Regions from separate parts of the Homo sapiens genome. Here region 2 is linked to region 1. The links are chromatin loops, found by intact Hi-C in ENCODE. Cell type or tissue: A673. All regions are shown on one strand. Each heading gives the region's core, and the rest is flanking DNA. Links, peaks and the distances in the headings are about the cores only.

The links. Hi-C counts contacts between places; a loop is a spot of excess contacts. Peaks named below come from ENCODE experiments on the same cell type or tissue, not always from the same donor. Only the 100,000 strongest peaks of a DNase experiment are listed, where the experiment ranks them.
Region 2: it touches region 1 in a loop (5-fold over the local background); 4 of 110 quality-filtered maps call a loop at or near these places.

Annotation. Positions count from the first base shown.
Region 1 is chr20:2,170,295-2,174,925 of GRCh38, reverse strand. It overlaps LOC124904859 (a long non-coding RNA gene), which reads right to left and starts at 1,751. Exons shown (of 2, transcript XR_007067500.1): 1 at 1,516-1,751. In A673, for the core only: a CTCF peak has its summit at 2,196 (motif pointing right); a DNase peak (open chromatin) is centred at 2,225.
Region 2 is chr20:1,886,861-1,891,491 of GRCh38, reverse strand. LOC102724545 (a long non-coding RNA gene) reads left to right here. Exons shown (of 4, transcript NR_186374.1): 2 at 324-708; 3 at 1,889-1,965; 4 at 3,183-3,370. Among named protein-coding and RNA genes, the nearest start is that of SIRPA, 6.2 kb to the left of the region's middle. RefSeq lists an enhancer at 506-1,030. In A673, for the core only: no CTCF peak of the experiment used is centred there; a DNase peak (open chromatin) is centred at 2,201; H3K27ac peaks cover 2,353 bases.

The DNA of each region.
Region 1 (4,631 bases), core at 1,154-3,653:
TATTTGCAATTACAGAGTTGCAGCGGATAAGCTTGTCATGTTGTTTCATGTGTGTGAGTATCTATTGTAGGACAAAATCCTATAAATACAATTGCTGGGTTGAAGGATTTGTGAATTTGTAATTTGATAGACATTGCCACATTGCCTTCCATAGAACGTTACGCCAATTTACACTCCCACCAGCAGTGCATAAAGGTGCACGCCTCTCCACAGCCTCACCACCAGAGTAGTTACCATTTCACCACACCCCTCCACCCATGACAATCCGTGTGTGTTGTTGCCTTCAATTGCCCAGGAAGAAATAGACCCACGAGGAAAGACAACTTGGCTGAGACGGATCAGTGAGCTGCAGGAAGTCCCAGATGAGGACCCTCCTCAATCCCAGTACCACACTTCACAGTTTACAAAGCACTTCCCGTCCTACAGTAGACCATCCCTTGGGTCCCATACTGTGTACAGCAGCTCCCAGGATGCTCTCACTCCCAGCAGCCAGCACCTGTGTCTTTCAGAGGACAGTTCGTAGCCTGCTCGACCCAGCTTTGCCTGTACGTATGGAGAGCTGGAAGTGCCTGGAAAGGTATGTCCTCCAGAGGGGAATTTACTCCCTCTAATTACCAATGAGCACAGGAGTATGAATACCCCAGCTCCCTTGCCCCCCAAATGGGCCAACTCTGAGGTATGACTTATGCCACCTCCTTTGCAGGACAGACCTGGTGGGGCATGGTCTTGCTGGCCCTGCCTGCTTCCCCTTCCTCTAGCTGTTCCTGGAAATACTTCACACACAGTAAGTCATTTTCACAGGAATCCTTGGTTCAGGGTCAACTTCTGGAGATCCCAACCTAAGACACCTCCATGGTCTCCTTCATGCTTCCCTGTCATTGGACCCATTGTACAGATGAGAATACAGTGGCCAGTTAGAATTGACACAGCTACCAAGTGGCTGTGGTGGGGACTAGTACCTAGGACTTCTAGCTCCTCATCCATGTTCCTTCAAAGGAAGGACCGTAACTCCAGCCAGAGCTGAAAATGAAATCTGTCTCTTTTTTCTTCTCACCTCCTGAATGCAGTAAATTCATGAACACCTGCCCGTGTGTGCATCTCTCCATATGGTGTGTCCCTGGGCCTCTGCCTCTTCTCGTCTCCAAAGTGAGTATGCTGTCTGATACTAAAATCGGTTCAGTATTTCATGTGGGTCACATCCTACATGTTGAGTTTGACTATAATTGCGCCAGGCAGACCATAATACATTTATTTAACACTAACATACTTTAAATTCGGACCTCTTGCATGTTATTTGCATCTATTTGATTGGGGAGGGGAATGAACAGATACACCTCCTGCGTTGGTCAAGTTGGCCTCTCATGACCTAGGATGGGAGCTGAGGACCAACAGGCTTGCCCCTGTCCCAGGGTCTGTACTTAAATCAGTGGCTTAGTTGACTCCCACCCTGCTCTGTCTACATACAGGGCAGAAGCTAAGGCGCCTATGTGAGCCTTATGTTGCCCCAGGGCTCACCTTGCCTAGGACTGGGGTGATGCCTCCTCTGTGTCCAAATGTCCACTCCCACACATGTCACTCGAGGCCATGAGCTCCATGAAGTCCAACAGCACCTCTGGTCACTGCTGCATTCCCAGGGCCCGGCATGCAAAAGATGTTTAAAGCACATTTTGGTCAGATGAATGAATGAATGAACGAATGAGTGAATGCATGAATGCACACCGGCTGGTTCATCTTTCCAAAGCACAGTTCGGATCCTGTCCCTCTCTTGCTCAGAAACTCTTAGTGGCTCCCAACGACTGCAGGATAAAACCCAAGGCTTCATTCTGGCATTCAAGGCCCTTTATACCGTGTTCCAAACCTATGAATGTACAAAAAATTATTGCACATGATTCGTGTCAGACCTGTGACAATGATCCTGAAACTGAGCCTTGGAGAGGGAAAGAGGTGAATGCTCTTACCTGCGTCAGTTTCCTCCCCTCCCCTCCCCTCCCCTCCCTCCCTTCCTTCCTTCCTTCCTCCGCACCTGGTAAGAACATACAGCCCAGGCCCTAGGCCAAATATCAGAAATGATCTGAAGACCCTGCCTGGGCAGGGACAGCTGTCTGCAAGGAAGGGGAGTTAGGATTAGCCTGAGGTTAGCATTGGAGTGGTTTCCCAGAAAGACTCTGGCTGTACTTTCCCAATCTTTCCAGGAGGGGGCGGCAGCATCCCTGGTTACAGGCGCTCACGCATCTCGGAGCTCCCGCGCAGGACGTGTCCAGGGGTGGAGAAGTGTGTGTCTGTGTTTGCAAGTGTGGCAGAGGGTCTCAGCATATGATTGAGTGGACACGAGTGAGAGCGCTCCAAGGGAGGTGTGTGTGTGTTCATTAGACTCTCACTCGGCTTATTGTGTGTCTACTCTGTGCCAAGCCCTGACTCTGATACTTGGGACCAGCTCAAGAGACCAGAGCTCAGTAGAGGGGAGCAAAGAAAAAAGCAAGTAAATAAATAAATAAATAAATAAATAAATAAATAAATAAATAAATAAAGTGATGTCACCAGATAATAAAGATCTAAGGTGGGGGTCGGGACTGATTTGAACCACGTGGTCAGAGCACCTCTCCAAGGAGGCAACCTCCATACTGAGACCAGAAGGACAAGAGGAAACCAGCCAAGCACAGATAAATGTGGGAGATGGTTCCAGGCAGAGGGAGCAGGGAGGGCAAGGTGAGATGCAGTGCTGTCTTGTAGGAGTTTGAGTTTGAAGAGTTCGAATTTAATTCTCTTTTCTTTCTTTTTAATTTCTTTCTTTCCTTTCTCCTTTCTCCTTTCTTTCTTTTTCTTTTTCTTTCTTTCTTTCTTTCTTTTTCTCTTTCTTTCTTTCTTCCTTCCTTTCTTTCTTTTCTCTTTCTCTCTCTCTCTCCTTCCTTCCTTCCTTCTTTCTCTTCTCTCTCTCTCTCTCTTTCAGACTCTCACTCTGTCACCCAGGCTGGAGTGCAGTGGTGCAATCTCGGCTTGCTGCAACCTCCATCTCCCAGGTTCAAGCGATTCTCCTGCCTCTGCCTCCCGAGTAGCTGGGATTACAGGAGCACACCATCACGCCCGGCTAATTTTTTGTATTTTTAGTAGAGACGGGGTTTCATCATGTTGGCCACGCTGGTCTCAAACTCCTGATCTCCAGTGATCCACCTGCCTCGGCCTCCCAACGTGCTGGGATTACAGGTGTGAGCCACCGTGCCCAGGCTGTTTTTGTTTCTTGTCTTCGAATTTAATTCTAAGGACAAGAAGTCCTCAGATGTTTGAACAGCCAAGTGATGCGATGTGATGTTTGATTTACACTTTCAAAAGATCTCTGGCTGCTGAGTGGGAATGTGTTAGAATTGGGCCAGTGACAGTGAGGAGGCTACTGCACCAGTCCAGGCCAGAGTTGCGGTGTGACCATGGGGGCTGAGGAAGTGTGTGGACGCAGCACATTTGGGAGGTGGCACTGTTGACAGTGGGGGCGAGAGGCGGAAGCAGGGCAGCTCCTGGTTCTTGGCCTGAACCAAGACTTCTAAGAGGAACAGCTGTATCAGGGGCAGTCTGGCATTTGAAAGGCTCATTTCTGCCTGAAACCTCTACGGTTTGGCTCCCTGACCTGACCAGTTCAGGACTTCCAGGGCCAGTCCCTTCTCCATCCTCCTCTTTTTTGGAGGGAGGTTCTGGAAACAGCTGGTTCCATCCTAACCTCCAGGCTTACCAGGGCCCTGCAGGGCTCAGGAACAGAACATTCTGCTTGGATCCTATACGGGGACTTTTCAGTTCCAGACAGCTCTTTGCCTGCCCTTCCTCCCTCCCTCCCTCCCTTCCTTCCTTCTTTCCTGCCTGCCTGTCTGCCTGATTGCCTGCCTGCCTGCTTGCCTTGCAATCATAGCTCACTGTGGCTATTTTGCTGTTGCTGTTGTTAGAGACAGGGTCTCATTATGTTGCCTGGGCTGGTCTCGAACTCCCGGGCTCAAGCGATCCTCCTGTCTTAGCCTCCCAAAGTACAGGTGTGAAACACTGCCCCTGGCTTAATGCTTTATTCTTGACTCATTCAATCCTTGATGGGAGGGAGAATGCTGGCTCTGGAGACAGGTAGCATGTTGTGAGGAAGGAATCCAGACCCTATGGAGAGGCACTCAGCTAAGGTTGCAGGGGACAGCGAGACCACTCATCCAACACATGGTGAATGAGCCTTCAGAAAACTCCATGCCCAGCTAATGCCAAGAGGAGCAGAGATGAGCTCTCTGCCAAGCCCTACCCAAACTGTACATTTATGCACACAGTATGTGTTCCTGTGTTAGTCATTATGTTATGGGTTTGTTATGCAGCAATAGATAACTGGAATAAATAACCTTGAATCTCAGCCCTGCCCTTTCCAGCTGTGTGAGCTTGAGTAAGTCACTTAACATCTCTGAGTCTCAGTGGCCTCAACTGTGGAATAATACAAATAATAACAGAAGGAGAATCATGCTGCTATAAAGACACATGAACACGTATGTTTACTGCGGCACTATTCACAATAGCAAAGACTTGGAACCAACCCAAGTGTCCATCAATGATAGACTGGATTAAGAAAATGTGGCACATATACACCATGGAATACTATGCAGCCATAAAAAAGGATGAGT
Region 2 (4,631 bases), core at 776-3,275, 280 kb after region 1:
TCGATTCCTCACTCACCAGCCCGAGGAATCCTTGCACAGAAGTCAGATCACATTCCTTCCCTGTTGTCAAGGGAAGAAGACAAATGGGCATGAGAAGGAGAGGATCAGGGGCTTGGAAGCCAAGATTTTGCCAATTTGACTTATGCAACTTGGGCAAAAAAAAAAATTGAGCCTCAGTCTTTTCATCTGTGAAATAGGGATAACAAACTCTGATACGAGGGGTCAGTAGTGACAAGGATGTGAAAGCAGCCACGATGGCATGGCAGGGCCTATCTGGAGTTTGGCCTTTGCAGGGGGGTAGATGACACCCTTGTGTGTTCTAGGTCCTTTGAGATACATTATCTCACTGAAGCCTCAGCAACTCCGCGGTGTTCCCAGAGGTGAGGAAACACACTGAGAGACAGAACACGACTTGACCAGGGCCACCCTGTGGGGCACGCTGGCACCTGCACAGCCCAGCTTCACCTGGTTCCAGCCCTGCCCGCGCTCTGCTCCCCACTTCCCGTAACCCTGGGCTGGCGTCAGCAGGCAGGCCTGCCAGGAGGCTGGAGCTGCCAACGACCTATTTTTCTGGGCAAGAAGAGCCATTTGGAGTTAGAGGTCTCAGCTGTGAAGCCAGAACAATAAAAATAAAAACAGCACGGACTCCTGGGCAGCCTGGACCAGGGAACCAACTGCCCCAAGAGTTGCTGCTCACCAGGCTGGAAGGCAAGTGGGGTTGGGGGGATGGGAGATGGGAGTGACCTTACCGAGCCCCTGCTATGTCCTCCGGCCCTTACAGAGTAAGGGTAATCTCCAAGGTTCACAACAGGCCCTTTGTCTGGGTGGCCAGACCAGTCAGGATTTGAACTCAGTTTTCCAAACAGTAACAATTCCCATCTGTTCAGCAGCTACTATGCTTTACAGACTTGTGACATTCATACCACACCTGGGGGGGTGAGCTAATCATTCCCTCATTCTACAGATGAGGCAGCTGAGACTTCAGGAGGCCTCTGCTCACACGCCACCTCCTTGAGAGGCCTTGCCAGACCACCCTGTTAAAGTAGTCACCCTCACGCCTGCCCAATATGCCCTACCCTCTTCCCTATTTTATCTTCATAGCATGCATCACGACCTGCTAATATTGTGTGTCTCCACTGCATTTTGTCTGTCTCCCTAACTAGCTCCAGGTCAGTTTATCCTAGTGGCTTGCACTCCAGCGGTCTCTCAGACTAGCCCCGTGGGGCAAGTTATTTTGATGATCTGTGCTTCCTTCGGGGTAATGATAGGACCTTACCTGAAAGGTTTCTTGTGAGGGTTAAATGAGTTAATATCGGTTAAGTGTTGGCCGCTGCCATTGTTTTGTCCCAGAGCTGTAGCTCCAGGGTCTTTAACAGTAAACAATAGGTTGTCAATAAATATGTATTAAATTTAAAAACTGGGCTGGGCATGGTGGCTTACACCTGTAATCCCAGCACTTTGGGAGGCAGAGGTGGGAGGATTGCTTGAGCCCAGGAGTTCCAGGCTGCAGTGACCTATGATTGCTCCACTGCACTCCAGCCTGGGCAACAGAGTGAGAACCTATCTCTAAAATAATAGTAAGTAAAAATAATAAATAAATGAAGCTCTCTGCCCACGATCCAATCTCAGGGTAAGGAATTGGCACAGCCTGGATTTGAAGGTGGGTCTCTATGAACCTGTGCTTCAATCCATCCCACTTCATAATCGCCTCTCCACAGGCCTCCATCCAACCACAGCTGCACAGGCATCAGAGCTTTGGTTCTACAACGTGAGCTGATACCAATAGCCCCTGGAGGGATTGTTAAAACACTGATTCCAGGGCCCTAGCCATGGAGTGTCTGATTCAGTAGGCCTTAGGTAAGGTCTGAAAATCTGCATTTCTAACAAGGTCCCAGGTGATACTGACGCTACTGATTCAGGGATCACACTTTGAGAACCGCTGAATAGACTGCCATTCAAGCCAAGGTGAGACTCCTTTGTAAGCCTGGCCCCAGTTTCCGTGTTGGTTAGTCTGTCCATCCCTGTGGTTTCTGTCCTCCCCTTAGGGCGAAGGCAGAGGGCAGGACAGCGCTTGCTGTAGAGACTGTAGCCAGTGCTCTGATGCCTAGGGGCTGTGACAGATCACTGAACCCAGGGGAGCTTTGCTGTAATTAGTGCTTTCCTGGGGAAGTCAGTGATTGAGCAACTCGGCAGGCAGGCAGGCAGCTCATAGGAGCCCATAAGGGGTGGGACCACACTGTCGGGCCCTAAACACTGTTCTCAGGCTCTGGGGATCTAGCTCCACCCAGAGCTGAGCCCTCCCCAACACCTCTGGGTGGGTGTACTGGTGGTGTTGCAGGGGCAGAGAGCTGATTGCCTCAGCCATCACGGAGAGACCTGGGTTTGAGTGCTGACTGCCTAATAGTACTAATCACAGGTAAACATAGGAGTGTGTGTTAAGCCCCAGGCCTGAAGGGTTTCAGCACATTATCTCATGATGCCTCCCTGTGATTATCTTACGTGGACACAATTCTTATCCCCATTTCACAGATGAGAAAACTGAGGCACAGAGAACTTAAGGAGCTTGTCCAAGAGCCCACACCTTGAGAGCTCCAGAGCCAGGCTTTGAATCCAGGAGCTCTCATTCCCTATCCCCTGCTCCCGACCTCTGCACATTCTGACTTCTACTTGCTTAGGATGAGCTTGGGATGCCCCACAGTGCCCTCTCTGGGTTTCCATCACTACTGAGGTGTTGGCTTGATGATTTCCAGGTCCTGATGGTTTCCACGTCCTTCTCAGGTGCCCAGCACCAGACCTGCTAAAAGGTCTTAGACACACAAGGATCTGGTGGATGAAATAAGGAATGAACAGATGACCCTAACTCCAGTTCTGATGGGACAGTGTAGCTCAGTGGCTAAGAGATATGCATGCAATTCCAGGCGCTGCCCCTCACTATGTGTGTGATCTCGAGTGGGTCTCAGCCTCAGTTTTCTCATCTGAAAATAGGTGAGGGCAGGATTAATGCATAAAGAGGAGAGCGAGAGACAGAGACGAGAGAGAGAGACAGAGAAAATATGCACCAACGCATGGCAGCTGAGAATGATGTTTGTTGCCTGCTCCATCTCAGTCTGTTCGTGCAGTTCCTCAGGCAAAATACCTTGGTGCCCTCCTTGACTTATCTCTTTCTCTTCCTTCCCTGCCAGCCAATCCTCTTGGCTCTACCTTCAAAATAAACCCAGAATCCAACCACTCCTTCCCACCTGCATCACACTCCGGTCCCAGTACCTTCATTTCTCACCTGGATTAGTGCAGTCACTTCCTCACTGGCTCCGTACTTCCTGGACTCCCCACCTTGTTGCTTCTTCAATAAAAGCCTCCCAATGGCCTTCCACTCCTTCTCTTGGAGTAAAACCTGAAGTTCTCAGTGCAGCTCAAAAGGCCCCCTGTGATCCCCTGCTTCACTGACCCGGTCTCCCCACACTCTCCCCCTTGCTCACTCCACTCCAGTTAATTCACCATCTCAGTATTCCTTGAACATGCCCAGCAGGTGCCTACCTCAGGGCCTTTGCACGGGCTGTTCCCTGTGCCAAGAACCCTCTTCCCCAGCTAGCTGCCTAGTTTGCCCCTGACTCTTCCTTAGGGTCTATGCTCAAATATCACCTCTGCAGAGAAGCATGTCCTGACCACTCAGCTAAAACTGTCCCATCACTTCCTATTCCCTACTCCACTTTATTTTTTGATAGCATTTCCATTTCTTGACAGCATATCAATGTTATACATTTGATTGGTTGCGTGGCTCTCCTACTGATCTTTGAGCTCCATGTGAGCTCTTTGCCTTTGTTCCCTAGCACCTGGAGCTGAGCCCACACAGAGTAGGGCCTCAGGCAGAAACTACTGATAGAGTGAAAGAAGGAGCAGGAAGCAGGAAACAGGAAGCAGGATGCAGCTCTGTCCATGAGGGCACTGGCAGCTGGATCCAGGGGCTCAGGCTCCGCCACCCGAGGGCCTGGCTTGGCTTGGGTTTCCTGAAGGAACAGGTGTCCTCGTTGGACTCCCCCGGCTGCTTTCCTGGGCAGGGAAGCCAAGACTCTAGTTGGCCTCATTCCTGTACCCGAGAAAGGAAGTGTCCATCCCTGGGCAGGAACTGGTTTGGCTCTCAGGGAAAGCCTAAACAACACATACCACTGTCTTTGCTGCTGCAGCTTCCGATTGGGACCATGCCCTCTGGGTAGCAGTTGGCCACACCAGCCTTCATGCTGCCACTGCTGCTGGAGCAAGGAGGGAAGTGGATTGGGAAGTCTCCCAGAGCCCTTTGGACTGTATCTGATGGGAGCCTCATAGCCGTGCCATACCTATTGTACAGATGAGTAAACAGAGGCTCTACCTGACCAACATATTGACTTAGTGGCACAGAAAGGCCATAAACCCAGATCTTTTGATAGCAAATCCCTTAGTCCCCCTCCTTACTCCCAACTCACACCCTGCTGCCCCAACGCCTACAACCCTGGCTGGTTCATACTTGAAATTCCACCATTATAGTTTTCTTTCTCACTGTGTCTCATTCCCTCTTCAGCAAAAAAGGTGGTAACTATCCCCATGAATCTCTGGGAATAGATGAGGAGACTGAGGCGCAGAAAGGGAAATGGGTGGCC